2 separate regions of the Homo sapiens genome follow, and region 1 is linked to region 2. A link is a loop called in an ENCODE intact Hi-C map of the cell type or tissue named here. Cell type or tissue: endothelial cell of umbilical vein. All regions are shown on one strand. Links, peaks and the distances in the headings refer to the core of each region. The heading gives the core; the rest is flanking DNA.

What was found. Peaks named below come from ENCODE experiments on the same cell type or tissue, not always from the same donor. Only the 100,000 strongest peaks of a DNase experiment are listed, where the experiment ranks them.
Region 1: it touches region 2 in a loop (5-fold over the local background); 10 of 110 quality-filtered maps call a loop at or near these places.

The regions. Positions count from the first base shown.
Region 1 is chr16:22,023,960-22,029,347 of GRCh38, forward strand. All of the region lies in intron 1 of MOSMO (modulator of smoothened), which reads left to right. Among named protein-coding and RNA genes, the nearest start is that of MOSMO, 19 kb to the left of the region's middle. RefSeq lists an enhancer at 2,160-3,359 and a silencer at 3,755-3,914. In endothelial cell of umbilical vein, for the core only: no CTCF peak of the experiment used is centred there; a DNase peak (open chromatin) is centred at 2,672; H3K27ac peaks cover 4,073 bases.
Region 2 is chr16:22,075,524-22,080,911 of GRCh38, forward strand. MOSMO (modulator of smoothened) reads left to right here. Exons shown (of 3, transcript NM_001164579.2): 2 at 1-176; 3 at 5,173-5,388. The coding sequence ends at 5,357. Among named protein-coding and RNA genes, the nearest start is that of VWA3A, 14 kb to the right of the region's middle. In endothelial cell of umbilical vein, for the core only: a CTCF peak has its summit at 2,394 (motif pointing left); a DNase peak (open chromatin) is centred at 2,378; H3K27ac peaks cover 147 bases.

The sequences.
Region 1 (5,388 bases), core at 335-5,334, 52 kb before region 2:
TGTCATTTTCTCATGCTGCTATAGAATTTTGTACAAATTATATATATATATATATATTTTCTTAAGAAACTTAGTTTATCCAACAAAAGGACTATAACACTATTTTACATTCTTAATTCTGATATAAAGCACATTTTCAAATTAGTTGCCAACCTTTGTTTTAAAATTATATTGAAATCCTGGATCTAGATCTTCTAGACAGTTTCTTTGGTATATTATATTGGTCATTTCAGTGGGGTTTGGAGAAGACAGGAGAATAAATTGACTCACTTTACCTCCCAGCAATGTTTAATGAATGTTGATTGAATGAGTGAAATTAGTGGTTAGGTAGAGCAGTTGATTTGGCCTAAATAATATTTACAAATATGTATAGGAGATTTAGTCTACAGCAGTTGATTATCTTTGAAAACTTTTTTTTTTTTTTGAGACGGAGTCTTGTTCTGTCACCAGGCTGGAGAGCAGTGGTATGATCTCGGCTCACTGCCACCTCCACCTCCAGGGTTCAAGTGATTCTCCTGCCTCAGCCTCCTGAGTAGCTGGGACTATATAGGCTTATGCCACCACACCCAGCTAATTTTCGTATTTTTAGCAGAGACGGGGTTTCACCATGTTGGCCAGGATGGTCTCGATCTCTTGACCTTGTGATCTGCCCACCTCAGCCTCCCGAAGTGCTGGAATTACAGGCATGAGCCACTGCGCCTGGCCGAAAACATTTTTAATAGTGGGAAAGTTATGATACAATAATTTTCTTAAGGTCACACATTTAAGTAACCAGAAAAGGTTTAAGTTTTATGGCTCCTATTTATGGCAGGGACATATGTGTAATCAGTTAGAATGCAGGAGACATTATATTAAAGTGGCTAACAGGACAGACTGTAGAGCCTAGGTTCAAATTCTACCTGTTCTGTCTGGACATGACGGTTCATGTGCCTGTAATCTGAGCACTTTGGGAGGCTGAGATGGGAGGATCGCCTGAGCCCAGGAGTTTGAGACCAACCTGGGCAACATAGCAAGACTTCATCTCTACAAACATTTTTTTTTTTAATTGCTAGTCATGATGATGTGTGCCTGTAGTCCTAGCTACTCGGGAGGCTGAGGCAGAAGGATCGCTTGAGCCTAGGAGTTCAAGGCTGCAGTGAGATATGATTGTGCCACTGTACTCCAGCCTGGGCAATGGAACAAGACTCTGTCTAAAAAAAAAAAAAAAATTCTATCTGTTCAGCTTACTAGCAGCATGATTTTGGGCAACATACCTCAGAGGTCTGTTTCATGTATATAAAACACTTACAGTGCTTGGCACATAGCACTATGTAAGTGTCAACTAAAGTTAATCAGACTAACTTTTGAAGATCCTTAGCTATAGTCTTTTCGGGAGCCATAGGCAGTTATCTTAAAAATTGATCATAAATACTTTATTGTAATAAATATTAAGTTGTAGATATAAATGTTACCATACCGATTCTACTGTTTACATATAAATTCTAGTCCATGGACAACTGGCCACAGTGTTTACCTCATATGAATAGTACCACTACTGTAAAGAAGAGTAGTCTTACTGTTGAAAAAAGTAAATTTCAATATTGAATACAAATTGAAATCAGTGAGCCTAACTGTACATCAAATTAATCATGTAACCATCAAGGAAAAAAGGAATTATCAAGTAACTTTTCAACATAAAACTCTGACTGTGCTCTCTTAATGATGGGATATAACCTAAGGACAAAAAGAACTGCAAAGAAATACTGATCTTAGTAGGTAACAAACCCCCTACAACAGCTCTGCAGGGGAAATGTCCCCATTTTGCTGTTGAAGAAGCATATTCAAAGAAGGGAATGATTTACCTGGCATTAAATGATGCTGGAGTCATACCACACTGCTGTTTTTATAGTGTGCTGTTTCTGATGAGTCCTGTTTTAACCATCCTGGTTTGTTTAGTACCTCTCTCTTATTAACACCCTCTGTAATTATTAGAACCACATTTTCAAGAACTTAGTAACCATTTGAACCCCCTTTTTTCAATAATTTCATTCCATGTAATCAGGCCTAGTTTTTTGAAATCTGCTTTCCTAAGGGGTATTTGACCTACCCATTCTTTACAAATTCTGAGATGACCTAGATGACCTAACAGCTTTTTTCCTAATTCCTCCTGCTTCACCAATAACTAGTTCCTGGAATATTAGCTAGTGTCCAAGTCACAATTATTTATGGTCTGTATGATAACTAAGTCTGGAAGTTGGATATGAGAGAATTGCATTCTTTTTTTTTTTTTTTTTTTTGGAGACAGGATCTCACTCTGTCGCCCAGGCTGGAGTGCTGTGGTGCGATTTTGGCTCACTGCAACCTCCACCTTCCGGGTTGCAGTGATCCTCCTGACTCAGCCTCCTGAGTAGCTGGGATGACAGGCACGTGCTACCAAGCCCAGCTAATTTTTGTATTTTTAGTAGAGACAGGGTTTTACCATGTTGGTCAAGTTGATCTCAAACTCCTGACCTCAGGTGATCCGCCCACCTCGGCCTCCCAAAGAGCTGGGATTACAGGCATGAGCCACCGCGCCCAGCCTGAGAATTGCATTCTTAAAGACATTAATCTGTTTGTAATTTAGGATGTCTTATAGTGATTTGGTGGTGAGACATACGGGAAGGGGTGGTAAAGAGTGCAATTGTTGGACCTGTGCTTTTTACGTGAAATAGCGGAAATGAGTATTACTTTACAAACTGGTTTTGGAAATGATTCATTCATTAAAGAAAGCAAATAAAAATAGCAATAAAACTAGGACATAATAACTGGTTGTTAAATGAACTCTATGTCCTTTGAAAAGGAGATGATTAAGGAAGAAAATATGTAAATAACTTGGGTACACAAGCTGCTATTTGAAATTCTGCTGAGTAAAAATGATAGGAGGAGTTAAACTGTTCAGGAATTTAGCTCTTGCTTAAAGTATTCGTGTAGCAAGTCTCTGTTTTTTTTAAATTACAGTGTTTGAAGATCCTCTTCTTGAATTAACAGAATCAAAGTGAAATTCCATTTTTTAAATCACTCCTAAACTGTCTTTAGTGTGTGGCTTTAAAATATAATTCTATGTAATATACTAGAGAAATTCTCAAGAAAATCTAGGACTAGGATTTCAATATAATTTTAAAAGGAAGTAAGGTGGGCAATCAGATTAATTTGAAAAAGTGCTTTATATCACTAGTAAGAATGCAAAACTGTGTTATAGTGCTTTCATTAGGTTAACTGCGTTTCTAAACACCTGGAGAAAATTATTTTAGTATTTTCTGTCCAAAATAGCGGTTTGTGGAAAATGCGCCACTTGTCTGGGGAAATCAGTGTTTATGAGACATCTTTGTTAATGTTTCTAAAGTTTTAACTCTCTGGACAAACATTCAAGAAAAATTTAACCGTTATACAAAAATATTCCTACATAGTAAACTTTGAGCACACCTGTGGAATTAGACTTGGTTCATGTTCTAACCAACTCCTTCTAGCTGGTACCTTGTCATTTAGCCTGTTACTGAGTTTCCTTATTGAATTGTTTTGAGAATTAACTTGAGCACACATAAAGCACTTAATACTACACCCAGCACTAAGAAAGCACTCAAAATATAGTGGCAGCTATTATTATTTATCCTTCTTCCTCTCCGTTTTCTCCTCCAGATTTATGAGTGATAGGGACAGAAAATTTCTTATCAGAGTGCCCTTTATTTTAATCTCAAGGTTTTGAAGTAGAATTTAGGACAAAAATAGATTTTTCTGAACCAAAACACTGAAGATTCTGTTTGGGAAGTGAGAAAGCAAGCTGCTAAACACCTACTCTACTTGTGCAGTGACAAGAAAATTGAATTTCTCATTCGTTTCCTGCCCCTAGCCCTTGCCTTCAGTTTCTCTGCCTCAGTATGAAAGTATCTGTATTCCTTTGGGGACAGTTGCCTCACTGAAGCCACAAAGAGCAGTCTCCAGGAGTTGTGTGGCAAGCTAACTATAACCTTTTGGAAGAACATCTGGATACAGTTTTCATTTTTAAAATGTATCGTTTTTTAGGTCATTAGATTTATATAGTTCAAATTTATTGGTGTCAGTTCTCTTCCTAGGTTGTACCATCCATTTTGAAAAGATGTATGTCTTTTATCCAGAAGATGTAAAGTATATAGGGTCATAATCAATAAAAATCTCTATCTTCAGTTAAACTACTGGAGTTTTCCCTTCTTCAAGTTTTCAGAATATAATCATTATACCAAACACACGTGTGCGTATGCATATATATCCATCCATACAAATATAACTTTCCTTTATTATGATTACTCAGTTGCAAGCAGTGTAGAAGTTATAATATTTGTTTTATTATAATCATTTCAGCAATATGGATAGGGCTACTGGACCCTGGAATTTGAAAAGAGAGGATCTTTTTTATGTTTTTTTTTTTTAATTTTGATAAAATATGCATAACGAAATTTACCATCTTAACCATTTTTAAGTGTACAGTTCAGTGGCATTAAGTTTATTCACATTGTTTTACCACCGTCACCCCGATCCATCTGTAAAGCTCTTTTCATCTTGCAAAACCAAAACTCTACACCCATTAAACAACTTAAAAAGAGAGGATCTTAACATCAGAATCACATAATTACTACTCTATAAACATCTGATGGGTGTTTACTTCTAAAACAACTGCTTTCTTTTTTAATTGACCTTTCACTATACTTAGCCTCTTCTAGGAATTATTATATGTAATCTACTCAGTCATATTTTCTTTAATTTTTCTCTTTCTACAACTTTACTTTTCCAAAGGTGATGTAAATTACATGTTTTATGTTCTCCCATGTTTATACTCTACTTAACCTTCCCTCACTCCCATAGGCTTGATGAGTGTATATTGTCAGAGCATTATTTCCTGTACCCACTGCTATGTTTGTTTGTTTGTTTATTTATTTTGAGATGGAGTTTTGCTCTTGTTGCCCAGGCTGGAGTACAATGGTGCAGTCTTGGTTCACTGCAACCTCCACCTCCCAGGTTCAAGCGATTCTCCTGCCTCAGCCTCCTGAGTAGCTGGGATTATAGGCACCTGCCACCATGCCCGGCTAATTTTTGTGTTTTTAGTAGAGACGGGGGTTCACCATGTTGGCCAGGCTGGTCTCGAACTCCTGACCTCGTTATCTGCCTGCCTCTGCCTCCCAAAGTGCTGAGATTACAGGTGTGAGCCACCACGCCTGGCTATGTTTATATTTTTAAAAGTCCTAAAAGTCAGATGGTTTAATGTACATACATTCTTGACATTTTAAATACCTCCAATTTTGAAAGCATTCTTTCTCTGGGCTGTTAGATACATGTATGATTCATAAAATGAAATAGGGTTGCCTGTAGTTATTTCTTGAGTTGCCATTTAGAGTCTTC
Region 2 (5,388 bases), core at 274-5,273:
AATCCATGGACGAGACCGGACGTGCATCCCTCCCCGGCTTCCCCCGGAGTGGGTCACCACACTGTTTTTTATCATCATGGGAATCATTTCATTGACTGTCACATGTGGTTTGCTGGTGGCTTCCCACTGGCGAAGAGAAGCTACAAAATATGCTCGATGGATAGCATTCACTGGAAGTAAGTAACCTGTGCTTACTAAATTTGTCTAGAAGGCACCCACCCACACTGGTATTTTTATGAAGATAATCAAGAATCAGTAATAAGGACTTCATAATCATCAAAGAGCACCACTTGTGTATGGCCGTGAGATAGACTCTACACAGTCCCATCATTTCTTCAAAACTCTTTCTGCAAGACCAGGACATCCACAACTTTAATCACTTTGTATGAAATGCTATTTTAATGAATTTTATTTTTGCTCAGATTGTGACATAAGTGTTCCAGGTTTGTGACTCAGAGTTACCAGTAGCCTGAGTCTTTTCCTCTTCTTGAAGCTATTGGTATCATCTATCAAAATAAAGATAAGTATAGAACAAATACATAAAAATATAAATTAGATGAAGGTGGAAATATTTTTTAATATTGATTTTGAGTTTCTGCTGTATGTTGTAACCATTGAAAAATCAACACATTTTGTTATTTAATAATTGTTTATCAATATTTCTTACTCCATTAAGCTCTGCCCAAGGGTATAAGCTTATATATTACACATTCTCTTGTACTTTGCAAAATTGGTTTAATTTCACAACACATCAGAGATTTATCTCAAGTTAAACAGAAGAAACAAAAATGCACAAAGAAAAGACATTTCTGCAATTCTGCTTTCGTGCTTCTTTTTCTCCAAAGCAATTTTGCACCCCAGGGGTTATTTAACAATATCTGAAAACATTTTTGGTAGTCACAACTAGGGGGATGCTGGTGGGTAGAGGCAGGGAGGCTGCTAAACGTCCTACAAATACATAGGACAGCCCCCCACAACAAAGAATTATCTGGTTCCAAGTAGCAGTAGAGCCACTGTTTAGAAATCCTGCTCTAAAGAAACAGGAGAACAATACCTATGCAAATGAGACTTTTAATTCAGTGCCTTAAAATAATCTCAGGTTTGCATACATTTTTAAAAATAAATATAACAGCTGACTTTCTCTTGATATTTTCATTTAGAACGCATATAATTGGGATAAGGGATAATCCCTTGTATCCCTATTAATGTTAAAACTCAGTTTATCCTAAAGGGCTGCAGGAGAGTGATATTCCTTCATGAGCCTCTGTTTCTTCCTGTATTCTCTGAAATTGATACTCTTTAATGTGTATGTTTCTGACTCTGTTTATCTATATTGCCCTTAATTTTTAAATTTAGATCAAGTTGCCTTTTATATAAAAAAGGTTCTCCATCCTTGTTAAGCAGAGTGAAACAAGTTGGTGACCTTTCCCCTGTCCAACAGACCTCCTGAGACAATTCTTTTCTGGAGAGAGGGTCCAGAAGCAATCGTAGAAACAGTGCGGCTAAAGTTAAGGATATTGATGAGAAATTTAAAGAGAATCTGCTTCTTTATCTTTTACTCACAGATTCACTAATCCAGATAGAAATCACTCTTCAAGGAGTGAAATAATATCAAAGAAGGATTTAGTTTCTGGATTTAGTTGAAATTTGGGAATGCATATGCCTTGAATACCAAAAACCTAAAATATGATTTAGCAAGGTAGTGTGAGTCGAAACGTTATATGCTCTCATGAGCTATAGATTCTTATGACCCAATAAAGGGAAAGAACTAGGATTATCTGTTTTCCATTCCCCTTAAGCAGAGAATATTTAAGTATGTGTAGTTGCCCCCAAATGCAATGTATTTTTTTCTTTATTTTTTAAATAATTTAACTTTTTGAAATAATATGTGCATATGATGCATAATTCAAAATCTCTGAAAGGGTAACCATGTGAAATCATATTTGGCCCTGTCACCCAGCCATCCCATTAACCCCTTTCCTGGAGGCAACCATTTTTACCAGTTTCTGGGGTTTCCTACTAGAGGTATTCAGTGCACAGAAACATATCTATTATGTGTGTGTTCCATACATACATATTTATGTAAAATTTTTTCTACTGTTCTGTATCTTGGTTTTTAAACGTAATATATCTTTGAGCTAATTTCATTTAAGCAAGCATAGAGCTCCCCCATATCCCGTGACAGCCCCACCGAGGACCTCCTGGGGCTCCCTAGTCAAACAGGTTAATGAGTCTAATGGCTCAAGGCTTCTGAGAACCTCCCTGGTGCATGAGGACCTTGAGGGTGAGGATAAGGGCTGCCTTGCTTTTAGCTTCCTTAAATACATTGTTTTTGGTACCAGAACGAGTGGCTGGGGTGACAGTTCTGAGAGGGATTGGGCGCCCCCTAGTGTTTCCACTCCACCCCTGAAAAATGTACTTTATTATGTGTATTTCTATTCCCGTTAAGCTATAGTTTTCATAATAATGTAAGGGTGATATCTTCTGATGGCCGTGCACAGTGGGGAAATATGTCTCAGAGAAGAGCCCCCACATGATGGGGGTTCCCTATGGGGGCAAGAGAAACCAAGATGAGTCGTCCTGTTCTTCAAGTTTGGCCCTTGTTCTTTCCTTTGCCACCCTGATTTCCACCCTCACCTACCAGTGCACCTGATTTCTGACTCTCGCCACCAAGAAATCTGTGCCATGGAGGATATGAAATTGTGTCTTTACAAACTTATTTAGGATCCAAAGCTCAGCCTTCAAAGTTTGATATTATCAGCATTAATAATATTTTAAGATCTAAAGTAACTTAATAGTTCACAATAGCTTAAAAGAAAAACTCATCCACCTGCATTAAATCTGCTCCCAGGAAGTATAGAGAACCTGCTTCCTTGGATTTAAAACTAAGGTTAAACAGGACTTCATTGTTCCCTTAAAATTTAAGCCTTTTCTAACAAATTTGGAAAATATTTAACTCTTGAAAATGTTAAACTCTTTGGTTGCAGAATGATTACTCCATTATAAAGGATAGATCTTTTTTAGAGTAGAAAATAGGAAATGATAGGAACAAAGTTGGCATGTCAACATAATGAACAAATTTAACATCTGCATATTCCTAAAGTACTTTTCTAAATTACTTGTTTCTTGAGATTAGTCAACATTAAGAAAAAAATTGTTTTACAACAATAATTTTGCCCCATTGTTTTTTAAATTAGATTGTGTATAGTTACCTAAATTGTGGTTTCATTTTACTCACCAGACCATATTAAGCTGTGGAACCATTAGAAATTGGTGACAGACAACACTGATAAGTGGGCATTGGCAGCACTAATAGTTATTTGTTGCTGACTATGCAACAAAAAAGCTAAAAGCTATAAAACATAATGCCTGAATTTTTCATTTGTTCTATAGTAGCTATCTAAAAAAATCCAAGTTTGCTTATGTAATATTATTTGGTGTGGTCATTTGCCCAAAATGAAATAAGCTGTAAGTTTGTATAATATAAAATAATCTACCTAAATCGTACAAGTAAGAGTGCTGTTGTTTCTTAAGCTGATGTATTACTTAAGCAAATGTTTTTTCTCATTGTATTGCTGGAGTTATTCCTTCTGGAAGGGGTTCCTAATTGACTTTTTTAAAACTCTGAAAGTTTTGTTGATTGGTTAACACACAAAAAAATGTAGAGACGAGTGTCAGCTGAAATGTTTATCCAGGACTCTGTTAGTATTGCTGGGGGATAGTTTTCACCTGGAGGTGAAAACGCATTCAGTTAATAATGGAAGGTCCAACTCTTCATGTACAGTGCCTAGTAATCTGTCCTCACATTACACTGAAGAAGTATTTCTGCCTCCAGAGAAAGTTGAAGGACAATGAACACTTGAGCAATATGCTTTCAAAAAGCAAAAATATTTTCTTGGAAAAGCTAGCCTATCTGTAAATAGTTTGTGTTCACTAAGAAGACCATTTCTTTGGTAGCACAAGGGAGCAGGCCATTTGCTGAAACACTGGACTGTGGAATCACTTTTACCCGGACATTGGGTTTTCTGATATCCTTTTAAAAACATTTTAACAAATAATATACTCCTTTGTGTTTACATGCAAAACTCAAAGAAGGTTACCTATCCTCCCTGACTTTAACCTACCTCTCTGGGTATTCAGAAACCAGACAGAGATTTTATTTTTTGGAATATTATCCATGATAAGAGATAACCACTGTGACACTTTACTAATCCCAGAGATCTGAGGTTATTTCTACTAGCTGGTTTTATTTTATTTTTATTTATTTATTTTTGTATTGAGACAGAGTCTCAGTCTGTTGCCCAGGCTGGAGTGCAGTGGCACAATCTTGGCTCACTACAACCTCCACCACCCAGGTTCAAGTGATTCTCCTGCCTCAGCCTCCTGAGTAGCTGGGATTACAGGCTTGCACCTCTACGCCTGACTAATTTTTGTATTATTAGTAGAGACAGGGTTTCACCATGTTGGCCAGGCTGGTCTCAAACTCATGACCTCAGGTTATCCGCCCGCCTCGGCCCCCCAAAGTGCTGGGATTACAGACATGAGCCACCATGCCCAGCCTCTACTAGCTGATTTTAAATCAGAGTAAGATAAGTGATGCTTATTTATATGTACCTTTTCTCCAATTCCTTCTCACTAACACTGAGAGGAACAGAGAATTGTCAGAATAGTAACTATTGTGATAATGGTATGCAGCACTCATTCAGCACTTACTGTTACCTGGCACTGTGTCAGGGACTAGACATTATTTTATTTATCCTTCTAGTATTTCCCCCATTTTCAGAAGGGAACCAGAGGCTTAAGATTACACAGCTAGTAGGCAATAGAGCTGGAATTGAGCCCCTATCTGACTCTAGCTAGTGCCCTTAATTACTATTGTAAATGGCTAGGAATCGTATTTGTGAGGATTTGGTAGGTTTGGAAAAGGACTTTCTTAATCCTGATATTCAGAATTGTCCTAAAACTTACATAAAAGCCTAACCTAGCTTTTACTGTATTGTTAGGCTTCAGGGATACTATGTGACCTGAAATATATACACATTTTTAACAAGTGGTCCATGTTTTAACAGGTTTGGCCAGCCCTTCTTACAAGCTTCCTTTGTGCCAAATTTTCATTGTTTTTTGAAATCACCAAACCATGTTACTAATGTTGTGTTTTGGTTTGTTTTACAGTGATCCTTTTCTGTATGGCTGCCCTAATATTTCCAATAGGATTTTACATCAATGAAGTCGGAGGTCAACCTTATAAATTACCCAACAACACAGTAGTTGGGTCATCATATGTACTTTTTGTCTTATCAATTTTCTTTACAATAGTAGGACTTCTATTTGCTGGCAAAGTTTGTTTACCAGGCTGATGAATGTCTAAATTGCTTGACTCTTATTATT